Linked DNA regions of Mus musculus: region 2 is linked to region 1. A link is a contact called in ENCODE Hi-C or POLR2A ChIA-PET data. All regions are on one chromosome and are shown on one strand. The core of a region is the stretch at or near the end of the contact, and the rest is flanking DNA. Distances in the headings are between cores, read along the strand shown. Region 1 holds the start of Canx (calnexin). Region 2 overlaps Maml1 (mastermind like transcriptional coactivator 1).

Region 1 (7,264 bases), core at 1,260-3,759:
CAGCAACCACATGGTGGCTCACAACCATCTGTAATGTGACCTGATTCCCTCTTCTGGTGTCTGAAGACAGCTACAGTGTACTTACATATAAATAAATATGTTGTTTTGTTTTGTTTTTTTGTTTTTCGAGACAGGGTTTCTCTGTGTAGCCCTGGCTGTCCTGGAGCTCACTTTGTAGACCAGGCTGGCCTTGAACTCAGAAATCCACCTGCCTCTGCCTCCCAAGTGCTGGAATAAAATATATCTTTAAAAAACAAAAAGACAAAAGAAATAGCTCCTAATTTAAAAGGTATAATGAAGCTGGAGATGGGTGGGTTCTCAGTAATAGTTTAAGAAGCATCTCAGCGAGTGAAGATTTCTTACAAACCATCGAAACTAACTCACTCTCAAGACCATTAGGCTGTAGATTTCTTACAAGCCAGTAAGAAAAGCCTAGAATAGAAAAATTGGACAAGCTCCATGAACAGACAATTAAAAGGAATCTACATGATCAGTGCAAAATGTTTAATGAATCTGTGATAAAATAAGTTGTATTTTCTACCAATTAATTTGACAGGGCCTGATTAGTGTGTACAAAGAAATGATCAATAGTAATGTAGCCAGTGAGAAAAAAAAAACTGGGTGGAAACATGAGTACTGTTGCTTCAAGTAGGATCAAATCAAGTAAGAGAGATTGGGGATGAAGACATTGAGAAAGAATTAAGACTTAGAGACTGATGTCTAACCACTTATATTTTTGCTGACTGTTCAACACCAAGCTTCTAGAAAATTTTAGATAAGTAATAACTTGTGTTGGATGAATAAGCTATCTCTGATAAATAAGGCTCATCAATTCCTGAAGGTCTACTCAGGTTAACACTAACTGACTTGAAGGTATATGCCTAGTCTCTTTGTATTTGCTAACTTTGTTAAGGTTTAGCTGTTTGGATAAACTGAAACATAAAAGAAACTTGTAATATTCTATAATGACACACCATGAACAGACCAGAAGACTGACGTTCCCAGTCTCTTTGTGGACAGTATAGTTTAGAGCCATCATGTCCTCATTTTTATTAAAATTTCACATTTATTAATGTATGTATGTGAATTTGTATAGAGGTCAGAGTACAATTCAATCTCTTCTTTCACCACGTTGAGTTCTGGGAATTAAATTCAGGCCATCAGGTTTGGTGGCAAGTGTCCTTACCTGCTGAGCCATCTCCATTGCTCCCAAAACATTTTTAGTATATGGATCCCCCAAATACCTGAGAGTCACTTTTTTGCTCTTCTGTACAATTTTCTCATCTCAAGAACTTCCTTCCAACTCCACCTACAGAAAATTTGCATATCTATGAGGTCCAGTTCAAGTCTTTGTCAGTTTAGACAGAAAAGTTCTGCCTCAACTCCTCTACTCCTTCAGTACTGACATATTTTAACACCTCTCTGCAGAAGTCGATTTTTTGGCTTTCTTAAATTCAAGGCCATCTTGGGTAACACAAGCCAGAACTCAACCTAAGTAAATTTAGAATTTTTTTTTAAATTATGTGTACTGCCTGTGCCAAGCTGGCTTCAAATTTTCATTTTGAACATGCTCTTTATAAGGCAAATAAGGAAAGCAATTTCTCTTCTTTAAAATTAGGGAGAGAGAATTGGCGGTTACTAAATTGACCCAAACATCAAATCCTTACTGCCTTTCTCTTGGGGTGGCAGGAACAAAGCTCGTTTCACATGTAGAAAAACCTGCTGTTTCTTTCCACATTATTCAAAGCTTTGGGTCACCAAATACAACCCGAGGCGATCAGGATTCTCAAGGATCTAGCCAAATCCTTAGCCACTTCAATCTTACAGCGTTATCAGCATATTGAAAAACGAGTGGGTTATGAAAAGGCTATTTTAAATCTGCACATGGCATCACCCTTTTCCTCAACTCTGTCGCTTAGGTATGTCTGATTTTAACGACTAAAATCAGGAAACAGCACGGGCACATGGGAAAGTGACTCCATGTGGCTTGATTGTGAATCTAGGTAGTGTTTTGTTAGGTAAAGAGGTCTCAGGCTCCTGAGCTCAGGGCGATGACTCCGCAGGAAAGGCGGTGTCTGCTACCCAGAGGGATTTCACTCACTGCGCAAGCACACCGCCCGACCTCTCACCATTTGTGATGAAGGCCATAGGTCCCAGGCGGGGTTGGGACAGAGTTCCTAACTCAATGGGTCGGAAAGCCGTCTTCTGGATGTCCAACACACCCGCCCTGAGGGACTAGGGCGACCCACGCGAGAACGCGTGCCAGATCCGTCCGCCCTCCGCGGCGCGCGCCCGCCCGTTTGGTGACGGCCCGCCTTCCTCCTTCATACCCAATCAGCAACCACTTCCTGCCTCGCTATTGACCAATCACCACGCTCCACGAAGAATAGCCCTAGGGGGCGTATGGGAAGGCGCTTCGAGCGATGGCTGTATCTACCAATAAATTCTTAGATCTTGCGCAAAGGGGCGGGATCTGACGTTCGTTTTAGCCACTCAGGAACGAGGGGCGGACGCGGGGTTGGGCTTCGTGCGGTGGGGCTCGCTCGCGCGGCGGCCGTAGCCGAGGCCTCTTAGTTCTGCGGCACGTGACGGTCGGGCCGCCTCTGCCGCTGTCTCCACTGCAGCACGGGGCCGGGTGTGCGGGTGGGAGAAGGTGAGGGAGCCGCCAGTGGTCCCCGGGAGGCTCGAGGTGAGACGGGAAGCGTGTGCGGGGATCTCAGGCCCGGGACGAGCCTTGGGGGACTGGGCGAGCGGCGCCGTGGCGGAGGGGGTCGGGCGTGGCTGTAGGCTCGACGACTGAGGGGTCGGGCGGGCTTTCGAATGGCGCAGGCCTGGGCGGACGCGCAGGGCAGTGAGGAGAGCGGCCGGGTTAGAGAGGCTAGCCTGGGCAGCGCCGCCGGGGTCGGGAGGCGTGGCAGGTGTCCTGGGGTTTCCCTTGACCTCTGAGAAAGCTAACAACTTCCTACGGCTTTGCTTCTAGAGCTTTCTTAGGCCCTGGCCAGGCCCACCCAGAGGTGGGCTGAGTAATCCGGTACAGGTGTGGTATTAGAATTCGGCCTAGTAGGTAGCCCAAATAGCAGGGAAAGGTGAAGTAAATCCAGAGATAAGCGTTACAGATTAGAAAATAACTTGCCCAAAGGGAAGACTGGACCATAGCATCCTGATGAGGGAGTAGAATGTACTAGAACGTGTACCGCTTGAGAAACTTAAGGCTTAACTATTAAAGCACCTGCCTATTCGGTGGTGGATAGATAGTAATCCAGTGTGGGTGTTCACAGGACCTTAAGAGCAGGAGATACAAGCGAAAGTTCAGTTAGTGAGGGGAGGAAACTGAGGCCTAGAAGTTTGAAATGACTGGCCCAAGGTCATACAGGTAGTTCTAGTCATCCAGTTGGGATTGTAACTGAGCACTAGACCGTTTGGGTTAAAAGTCCTGGTTCAAGCACCTAACTGCAATTAATCGGGGGAGTGGGAATTTGGGAGATTTTTTTTTTCTACTTTAGGGCTCAGTCCCCAGGAGTAGACAGAATGACTGATGGGCCTTGTATTGAATTCCGAGGGAATGGGAATGAGAAATTGGATGTGTAGTAAAGGTTCAGTGGGTAGGAATCGAACTGGCTTCTTGAAATCCGAATGCCTTGGTCATTACACTGATACACTAATGTTTATATTGAAGGCCTGTGTGCCAAGACCTGAGGACACATTGATGACACTTTGTGTATTAACTGCTGGTCATGACACTAGTGATTGCATTGCTAGTTGTGTGAAGTTAAACCAAACTGAATACTAAAAGCTTGGCAAAGTTGAGCTACAGTCTCTTTACCCTTCAGAAATGGAAGAATCTGCCTGTTTTTTAAAAATAATTTGCCCTCCCACCCCTTTAAAGGGGGACAAGTTGGGTTACCTTAAAAATCTTTGTATATTTTCCAGTAACCTTTGAAAGGGCATGAACAGAATCAATTCTCATGTTGTACTTATACTGTAATTAAGCTTACAGGCCAGGCAGGGGTACACTACAGGTGAGCCAGGCCCTGAAGAACTGTATATAGTAGTGAGCCATTCACAATAGGAGTTTACCGAACTGTCTGTGAATGGGTGTCACCTCCTTGCTATCTTAACTCAACAGTGCAATTAACTCCTTAATCTTTCAAGAGCCACAAGGCATGTGCATCTTGACAACACACCTTGCATCCTTGTCCTGCAGAGGTCACTTGCCCAGTAAGAGAACTTTGAGGGAGTAGAGTGGCAGTTGCTAAGAATAACTGCAGAAGACTGTCCAGCATGATAACTTTAATTCCTATCCTTTAAAAATGGGAATGAAAGAAAGAAAGAAAGAAAGAAATGGGGATGAGTGTGCTACTTGCTTTGCCTTTGAGAGGGCAGATACTAAGAAACTGTTTGGGAAAGTGTAAGGAAATGGACAAATAGTATTGGCAGCTCATAAAAAGTCCTAAGAAGTAATTAAAGTGCCAAAGATAGTTGTAGTCTGTATAGCTTACTGTAAAACTCATTAGGAAAATGCTTGTTAAATGCTTTGTTATTGCTACAAATGCTAGGAAAGAATTTTTAGGCTTATTTAATTTTCTGTGTATGTGTGTTTTGCCTGCATGTATGTCTGTGTACCATGTGTGTGAGACCCATCATATTGGTGCTGGGAATCAAACCTGGGTCCTCTGGAAGAGCAGCAACTATGTCTTCAGCCCTGAAATTTTTCTTTTTTCTTTTTTTTTTTTTTTAAGGAATCTAGACAATTTTTATATTGTATTCTTGTCTTTAAAAAAAATCATTTTAAGATTTATTTAGGGCTGGAGAGATATCTCATCGGTTGGGGGCACTGGCTGTTCTTCCAGAGGTCCTGAGTTCAATTCCCAGGAACCACATGGTGGCTCACAGTCATCTCTAATGAGAGCCGATGCCCTCTTCCGGTGTGTCTGAGGACAGTGTACTCATATACATGAAATAAATCTTTAATATGTGTGTGTGTACTATGTACATATATATATATATTTAAAAATATGTGTATGTTGGTGTGAATATATATGCAATATATTATTCATGGGGGCCAGTAAAGGGCATTATATTCTCTAGAGTTGGAATTACAAACAGTTGTAAGCTGCCCAACTGGGAATTCAACTCTTAATCACTGAGCCATCTCTCCATCCTGCGTATTCACATCTTAAAGTGAATTAATAGGAAAAAGTTTCTTTTAAAAAAAATCACTTATTAGCTGGGTGGTGTGGTGGTGGCTCACCTTTGATCCCAGCATGAGGGAAGCAGAGGCAGATTTATCCCTGACTTCAAGACCACCCTGGTCTACAGAGTGAGTTCCAGGACAGCCAGGGCTACAACAGAGAAACCCTGTATCAAACAAAACAAAACGAAACAAAAACAAAAAACCCACCACCACCAAATTACTCCTATGTTTCTGTTAATGAAAACAAATCCAAGAAGGTGGTATATAATTCTTGGCCTAGGCCCAGGGTTCCATTCCCAACACATGAAGCAGAAACCCCCAAATATGACATGTGAGTAAGGTATAGGTCTCATTTATAGAGCAGGTCACACTGTTTCTCAGGATGTTGTTCTGTCTTTGTTATCCTACCTCATCCCCCAAATACTGAGGATGGACTCTAGAGCCTTGAACTTAGCAATTAGGAAAACACCACTACTTAACTATCTCCTCACTGTAAGGTGATCTTGAATTTCTGAGTTCACTTAGTCATCCAAATTCAGCCTCCCAAGTAACTGGGACTGCAGGGGTATGTAATCATGCATACTTTTTAAAAATTATTTTTTAATAGATGAGCATATAAAGTTGTATTTTTCCCCATTAAATGTAATTCTCAGAAGATACTTTATCTTTTGTTTGTGCATGCATGTGCCATGGCATTTGAACTTGTATGGAAGTTGGTGTGATATTTCTGGAATTTTTTTTTTCAGTATGGGTATTAGGGATTGGACTCAACCTGTTAGGCTTCTTGACAAGTGCCTTTACCCTCTATGCCTTCTCTCTGGCCTCTAATCATGCATTTCTATGTGTATGTACACATGAGTACAGAATCCCCCAGAGCTAGAGTTAAAGGCACTGGTAAAGGATTGTAAGCCACTTAATGTGGGTATCAGGTCCTCTGCAAGAACAGTAAGCACTTTTAATTTCTGAGCCATCTCTCTAGCCCATGTTTTAAATGTTTGACAAGGTAGTAGTAAAATCTGAAGGCGCGCGCACATACACACAAAAATAGTGGAAAGATGATAAGAGAGTCAGGGCACTTGCTGCCAAGCTAGAGTTCTATTGCTGGGTGTCACTTGTTGGAAGGAAAGCACTGACTCCTGGACGTCACCCTCTGACTTCCACATGTGTACATCCACAAAATAATAAATACAACTAAGTGCTTATATTTCTCCCAAAATAAAGTTTAGAGTATTTACCTTAAAATTCATTAAAAATCAACAAGTAGCCAGGTAGTGGTGGTACACACCTTTGATCCCAGCACTTGGGAGGCAGAGGCAGGTGGATTTCTGAGTTCAATGCCAGCCTGGTCTACAAAGTGAGCTCCAGGACAGCCAGGGCTACACAGAGAAACCCTGTCTCGAAAAACCGAAAAAAAAAAAAATCAACAAGTAGAAATAGTATCGATATCTAGTAACTGTAGACAGTCACATTGAGCGCATGCTGTAAAACAGGTCTCATACGCAGTTCATGTATGTTTAACCTAGTCAGCAGTTCTAGAGCAGAAGTTAGTGTTGGTTTAGAGAAGAAAACTCAGGCCCAGAGATTAGCAATTGACCCACATTATTAAGTAGCTGACCAGAAATCGTGATTTGAATATGTGTTTATAAACATATTTCTGTCTATGCTCTTGGGCAGAATATATAAATAGTGATAGAAACTCTTAGAGTTTATATGGGGTCTTTTAGGCCACCTAAAGTATTACCTGCCAAGACCTAATTTTTTTTTAAGACCAAAAATTTTTAATAGACTATGTCAAATGAGGGCAGAGGAGATGGCTTAGATGGTGATGTGCCTACCCTCTTGTGCAAGCATTAAGACCTGAGTTTATATTGTCAGCATTCAGCGCTGGGGACTGGAGACAATGGGATGCTAAAGCTCATAGGCTTTAGGTTCTCTCAGACCCTGTGTCAAAGAATAAGGTGAAGGGAGATGGAGGAAGACATCAGGTCTGTCCTTTGTACACACAAGCCTTCACATAGACTCACACCAATAGTATGCTGAAATGAATGGAAGGAATGTATAGCTTACATA
Region 2 (7,264 bases), core at 3,292-5,791, 50 kb after region 1:
CCAAAAGCAGGGTACTGATAGTCCCATCTCCCAGCCCCTTTTCATTTCTAACATGAAGAACCTAGAGGATATTATTCTAAATGAAACAAAGTAGTCACAAAAAAGACAAACACTACATAATTCCATTTGTACGAGATACTTGAGTCAGACTGAGAAACAAAGGAGAAGGTTGGCTCCTGGGGTCTGGGGGAATGTGCAACAGAGAGTACAGTGGATAGCAAGTCTCAGGCTTTGTGGTTGATTTGTTCTGAGGGTTGAGGGCTGAACACAGAGCCTTGTCATGCTAAGCAGATGCTCCACCATGGGACACCTACATCCTCTTAGGGTTTCCTTTCTGAAAGATAAAGGCATTCTAGTGATGTGTTTAAACAACAGTGTGTGTGGGTGTGTGTTTCAAGTGCCCCCCTCCCCCACAAGGCTTTTTACATGGGTTTTGGGAATGGAACTCATGATCAGGCTTGCATGGCTAACACTTTTCCCCACTGAGCCATCCCCTGCTCTGAATGTGTGTTTGATCAGAAGACAAGTTATTTTACGAACCATATATCCTTACGTTTTTAATTCTGTGTGTGTGTAGATGGCGGCCTGTCAGTACCTCTTCCACCTTTTTTGTTTTGTTTTGTTTTGTTTTGTTTGTTTTTCGAGATAGGGTTTCTCTGTGTAGCCCTGGCTGTCCTGGAACTCACTCTGTAGACCAGGCTGGCTTCGAACTCAGAAATCCGCCTGCCTCTGCCTCCCAAGTGCTGGGACTAAACGCATGCGCCACCACGCCCAGCTCCACCTAAGGCAGGGTTTATCAATCAAATATCAATCAAATTCCGAGTTTGCTGATATGGCTAGTCTAGCTAACCAGTTTGCTCTGAGGCGCCCGTCTGTCTCTGAAGCAGGAATTATTATAGGCAGGCTCCCACCCCCACCTGGCATTTATATAGGATCCATGGAATCCAATTTCTAGTCCTCAGAGGAACCACTGAGCCATCGGTTCTTTTGATTTGTTCCCCCAACCCCTGTTTTGGTAGTGCTGGCTGTGCTGGAACTCACTCTGAAGACCAAGCTTGCCTTGAACTCAGAGTTCACAGAGCCTGCCTCTGCCACCACTGCCTGACCAAGGACATTGTCATTTCAAAGGCAATGTAAAGAAAGGTGCCCATGATTTTCTTCCTATATATGAAACAAGGAAAGTCTTTTCTCTCTTATTTAATGTTCACTTCAGTCTCAAATAGTAGACATTATTTGGCGATTATATGTAAGTAAACTGAGACTTAACAGCAGGCTAATTGGACAGCGTTGCCAGCAAACTGGTAGAACCAGAATTCAAAGTAAAGGCTCTTTACCCTTCCACTGGATTACTTAGTTTCTGCAGGTGGATCATAGGTGAAAGCACTCTAAAAATTAGAAAGTAAGCTGCTGGTTATTATTTTATTTAGTAAAGACCAATGGTTTTCATTGAAGACTGGCGGAGAGCCAGTGCAGTGCAATAGCACTTTGCAACTCTTCACCTCCTCGCTTACTCTTACATCCCCACCCCCTCAGTTTCCTTTCTTTCTTTCTTTGCCTTTTAGAGTCTCATGTAGCCTACTACACTGCCCCCTAACTATGTGGTTGAGGCTGGCCTTGAACTCCTATCCTTATGCCTTTATTTCCCAAGTTCTGAAACTATAGGTATTCACCATCAGTCCTGGGATTTATTTCTTACTGTTGCTAATGAGCTTCAGTGATGGGTATGTCCAAACCTTTAGCTGTGTGAGAGTGTGCTCAGTTCAGGGCATTTACAGATCTACATAACACCCTTGCCATGCCTCACAGACGGTGGGATGCACTCACTCCCTCATCCTGTCCAGCAGTACACTTTTTTTTTTTTTTTTTTTTTTTTTGCTACTAAGATGCTGTTTGAAAGCAGAGAGAATACATATTGTGCTTTCATTAGACAAGAAGTTTCAAAATTCAGAGAGCAGAGTCTCAGAAAATCTTACAGTATTAAATGTATATGTGGATTATACACACGTAATTCTTCCAGACAGCAAAAATGGGTAGCAGAAGGATGTGGGCAGTGCAGGGCCGAGCAACGCTGGCTTTACATTGCTGTCAGCGGTTCTGAGACCCAGGGGCTGTGAAGGCTGTGCCCTTTTTTCTTATTTGTTTCTTCTTTTTCTTGGTCTTGCCTTTTCTGGGGATTGAACCCAGGGCACTATGCTCGTGAGGCAGACACTGTTCTACTGTGCTGTGTTGTAGCCTCAGCTGGGTTTTGTTTCTGGAAACAAGATCTTGCTGTGCCCAGCTAGAATTCAACTTGTTCTCCTGCTTTCCTCCCAGATCCTGTACCTGCTCTAGCTACAGAAGCTTATATCTTATCTAGATTAACCAGGTAAATGGAAATTTACATTTACTAGGGTCTCAGCAGGAATGTCCTATTCCATCAGACACAACTGAAAGAGAATTTCAGAGTGTGAAGCAAGAGGAGAGAATTGATTGTGCTGCTCCATCAGGGTCCTGTGTTATCGCCACCCAGCTCAACATTAGGGATCCAGGTCCCTGGCTCAGCACTTTCCTTTAGAGAGGGAGACTGAAGTGAGACTGAAGGAAGCACACTGAAGTCTAACAGGCAGAGATCAGCTGAGCACAGTGAACCTAGAGCCCGGGACATGGGGATGGGGTAAGGAGGATGTGCATAGGCTCTGTGGAGCAGGTGAATGCATCCGGAGACAGAGTGAACTGACATACTTCCGAGGCAGCCTGTACTCACAGTGACTTCGGAACCTAACCCCTGCTGTTCTTGAGGAGAGATGAACAGCTCAGGCCTCTCGTTCCCAAATGGCCTTTTGCCATTTATTGTTTAAGATGGGGTCTTGCTTTGTAGTTTCGGTTAGCTGTGTGACTCCTGCCTCTATGCTGAGAGAGCTAAGATGACTCTGTGCCTCCAAGCCTGGGTATTGAGGGTTTTTTTTTTTCCCCATCTGTTTGTTTTGTATTTGAAAGAAAGTCTCACTATCACCTAGCATAGTCTTAAGCTCCCAGATTCAAGCAGCCATCCCTCCTCAGCCTTTTAAGTAGCAAGCAGCTCGGCACTGTATGGTACTTTTTGGTTTTGTATAGTGTTGGAGATTGAAACCAGGGCTTTGATGTGCTAAGCAAAGACTCCAGTGAGCTGCATCACCAGCCCTGTAACCTATGTTTTGAAGCAAATCCCAACAATATCAGAAGTGAGGCCTGGGGGCAGGAGAAGTGGCTCAGCAGTTTAGCTGCTCTTCAAAGGATCCAAGTTCAATTCCCAGCAACCACATGGTTCTTCACAACTACTTTTCCAGATCCATGTGATCTGATGCCCTCTTCTGGCCCCTATGGGACTGCATGCTTGTGATGCACAGACATACATACAGGCAAACATTCATACTCAGGGTGTGGTGCATGCCTTTAATCTGTGAGTTCCAGGCCAGCCTGGTATACAAACTGAGTTCCAGGACAGCCAGGGAGGGCTCCATTACATAGAGAAATCTTGTCTTGAAAAATAAAATTAAATAAATAAATAAAGTAAATAAGGTTGAAAAGAGAATCAGACATGGTACAGAAGCAGGAGGATTAAGGCCAGCCTGGGCTATAAAGCAAGACTGTGTATCAAAAACAAAACAAAAGAACATGTACTGTTCTTAGAACCTGGGTTTGGTTTGTAGCTCCCATACCAGGCAGCTCACAAGCACCTATGACTCCAGCTTCAGGCAATCCAACATATTCATTCATGTTCGCACATAAATAGAAATAAAAAATTCTTAAAAATAAAAAGAGGAAAATCCAAGGGGAAAAAGTTGGCAAGGAAAAAGTGGATAAGGATATATCGCCAAGTTTGACAACCTGAGTTCAGTTTCCAGGGCCCACATGGTGGGAAAGAGCTATTGGACTCTCCCCCAAGTTGTCCACACACATGCCTTGCTACATGCACACACAATCCCACAAACACATAAACAAATGTAAAAAAACAATTTTTTTAAGGAAGAAAAGGAGGCAGGCATGGTGGTACATACTTTTTAATTCCAGTACCCAGAAGGCAGAGGCAGAAGCAGAGGCAGATGGATCTCTTGAGTTTGAGGAGTCTGGTCTACAGAGCAAGTTCCAGTACAACCAGGGCTACACAGAGAAACCCTATCTCAAAAAACTGGGGCATTGGGGGATGGGTGGGTAGGTGGGTGGGTGGGTGGTGGAATTTGGAGGACCACTGCAGACGTCCCAATATCAGAATAATAGAAATTACAGTAGGAAAATAAAGTGGGAAATTACCTATATAACTTAATTTTGACAGCTGCAGGGAATGATCTGTCATTAAAGGGTGTGCCTGTGCCCAGACTTAGGTTAGTAAAATAGAGCCATGTCAGTCATGCCATCTCAAAGTTCTGGAAAGAGGGTCCCTTGTGACCCACACCAGCAGTAGAAAACAGGAAGACAGCTGAACAGAGCTTCAGAGTCCTGAGGGGATCTAGGGCAATGGTAAGTGAGGAAGTATGAGCTGGGCATGTGGGAGGAGCTGAATTTGCTTCCCTAGCACACAGTCCATGCTGGGTGAGCGTGGGGGCTCACTGTGGAGCAGAGACAGATGGGCGAGGGCACTTAGCTGGACTTGTCAGAGTACTGAAGTCTGGAGTCACCTGAGAGACCCTGGCTCAGTGGATAAGGTGGTCAGTGATTGAGAAAGATACCTGAATTCAACCTCAGGCCTCTACACACACACACACACACACACACCCCACCCCCACATGCTGCATGTGTGTGGGTCAGAAGGCACTTCCAGGGTTCTGGGGAATAACCTCAGGTTGTTAGGCTTGGAAGCAGGCATATTTACTCACTGAATCATCTAGCTGCCCCTCCCTCGGTTTTAAATAAGAGCTTTAGTGTGATAGTAGTCACATGCTGCCTCATTCTCCCATTTTAGATACCTAGTTCAGTGGGCATGCTAGTCTATTCATAGAGTTGAGCAGTTGTACGTCACTTACAGAACGTGTTCCTAGTAAGAAATGCTACATCTCCTTCAGCTCTTCCTCTCTTCTACAGCCCCCCTCCTCCTCCTCCTCCTTCCTTCCTTCTCCTTTCAGTCCCTGGCAACCACTCAGTCTGTCTACCTTTCAAACTGAGTTTGAGAAGGAATTAGCTCTCCATGCTCACCCTTTATGCCTCCTCACCTGGTAACTTCTGCTTAGGGAATTTAACCAGGGACCCTCTAATTGCTGGTCTGCTGCTCATGTACAGTGCTTACCTTTCTGTTGTATTTGGCCTGCCTTTCTCCTTTATGCTCTGTTTTCTTCTGTCCTCTTGCTTGCTTCCCTTTTCCTGAGTGATAAGGTGTGCTATTAATGTTCCAGCCATGTCCTGCTAATGTCTCTCTCCACAGCACACAGTCAGTATCACTCACTGTTCCTAGATATGACGTGGGAATCCCACAGCCATTTCTTCATGGGTGAGATGAAACTCACCTTGTTCCTCATCGAGGAGGAAGAGGAAGAAGATGATAAAAAGGCATTCGAACTTGCTAGAAAGCCCTACTTCTTTTAAGTAAACTAAACCTTCCAAGTTGTCTTCAGCCTAACTAAAATAGTTCCTTCCCCACTCATAAGGCCTTCTCATCTTTCAGACATTAGTTACACTACTTCAGGATCTGAGAATGTGTCTCTGTTGGTTGAGTCACCCTCAGCTAAAAGAACTTCAAGGCCAGCCTGGGCTACATGAGCTAGTTTAAAAGAGAAAGGGGAGAGACTGCTGGACAGAGTGGCCTTTCCATACTACTTTTGTAGTTTCCTCTTAATCTAAAATGAATTCACAGTAAACACTTAAGGACAATGGAGGCAGGCAGTACCAGTGTACTTGATAAACCTGTTCTCTTCCTAAAAGAAAACAATGTGGGCTGGAGAGATGGCTCAGTAGTTAAGAGCACTGACTGCTCTTGCAGAGGTCCTGAGTTCAATTCCCAGCAACCACATGGTGGCTCACAACCATCTGTAATGGGATTGGATGCCTTCTGGTGTGTCTGAAGATAGCTACAGCGTACTCACATACATGAAACAAATAAATCTTTTTTAAAAAAGAAAAGAAAAGAATGCAATGTGCATTTGCAGCATGGCGACAGTCCCAGCCTTCGGGATGGCAAGGCAGGACAGTCAAAAGTTCAAGACCCGACCCACAATAACACTCCAAAAAGTTTTTAGGCACCAAACTGTAAAGTCGGCTGGAGGGACCTTGCCATCCTCAGAATGTCTCTGGCAAGTGGGAGGGACCTCCAGAGGCCTCATGTACTCCCTGTGCTGGGCTGTTTGCACCCTAATGGGCAACTATTTTAAACTACAGGCAAATGACATAAAAGAGGTAAAATCCTAACAACAGGGTATGTTAGAGGCAGTTCTGTTGTATTTCTTTTTCGTGTTGTTTGTTTTGAGGGATTCTGTGGGTAGCCCAGGTTGTCCTGGAACTTTCTCTGTAGAACTAACTCAAGTCTGGCCTCGAACTCAGAGATAATGCCTGCCTCTACCTCCTGAGTATTGGGATTAAAAAGATGTACAGCAGTACTGCCTAGCTCCTTATGTCTCTCTCCCTCTCTCTCTCTCTCTCTCTCTCTCTCTCTCTCTCTCTCTCTCTCTCTCTCTCTCTCTCTTTGTTTTTTTGATTTTGAGATAGGGTTTCTCTGTATAGCCCTGGCTGTCCTGGACCTCACTTTGTAGACCAGGCTGACCTCGAACTCAGGAATCCGCCTGCCTCTGCCTCCCGAGTGCTGGGATTAAAGGCTTATGTATCTCTTAAAAAAGAACTGCTGTGGGCCTGTGTGGGCTTGTTTTTCTACTGATAGCACCTGGAGGGCTCTTCCCCATTCTTTGCTGAGGGAACATGTGTATGATCTGAAACGCTGATGCACGCCATTTTCCCACTGGGATTTCATCTGCAAGATTGGGCTGAAGGCTCTAAAGCAGATTCCAGTATTTACAAGGATCCTTCCCAAGATAGCCAAACACTGAAAGCTGTAGAAAACATGAGATTTACTGAATTTTACTGGCTGTAACATGGGATCAATGGGTCTCATGTCCTAGGGGTGTTTGAATATTCAGTGGGATCCCAGATTAAGAAACTCAGACAGGGGCTGGAGAGATGGCTCAGTGGTTAAGAGACTGACTGCTCTTCCAGAGGTCCTGAGTTCAATTCCCAGCAATGGCTCACTACCATCTGTAATGGGATTGGATGCCCTTTTCTGGTGTGTCTGAAGACAGTGACAGAGTGGCAAGGTACACTTTGTAAA

The links. Hi-C counts contacts between places; a loop is a spot of excess contacts on that map. ChIA-PET counts read pairs that join two places held with the same protein, here RNA polymerase II (POLR2A).
Region 2: a map of v-Abl transformed pro-B cells shows a loop between it and region 1 (2.1-fold over the local background). The contact joins the enhancer-like site here to the promoter of Canx in region 1. A Hi-C loop is called at or near these places in 1 of 37 maps with a recorded cell type or tissue (v-Abl transformed pro-B cells). POLR2A ChIA-PET finds 5 or more read pairs at or near these places in 3 of 5 experiments (Patski and embryonic stem cell).

Annotation. Positions count from the first base shown.
Region 1 is chr11:50,320,918-50,328,181 of GRCm38, reverse strand. Canx (calnexin) reads left to right here and starts at 2,509. Exons shown (of 15, transcript NM_007597.3): 1 at 2,509-2,689. Gm46280 (a long non-coding RNA gene) reads right to left here and starts at 2,430. Exons shown (of 2, transcript XR_001780205.2): 1 at 2,130-2,430; 2 at 1,026-1,309.
Region 2 is chr11:50,273,293-50,280,556 of GRCm38, reverse strand. All of the region lies in intron 1 of Maml1 (mastermind like transcriptional coactivator 1), which reads left to right. Among named protein-coding and RNA genes, the nearest start is that of Maml1, 15 kb to the left of the region's middle. Within about 2 kb of position 4,541, at least 1 of the 3 ENCODE cell types and tissues checked has a DNase peak (open chromatin) inside an H3K27ac peak, as active enhancers do.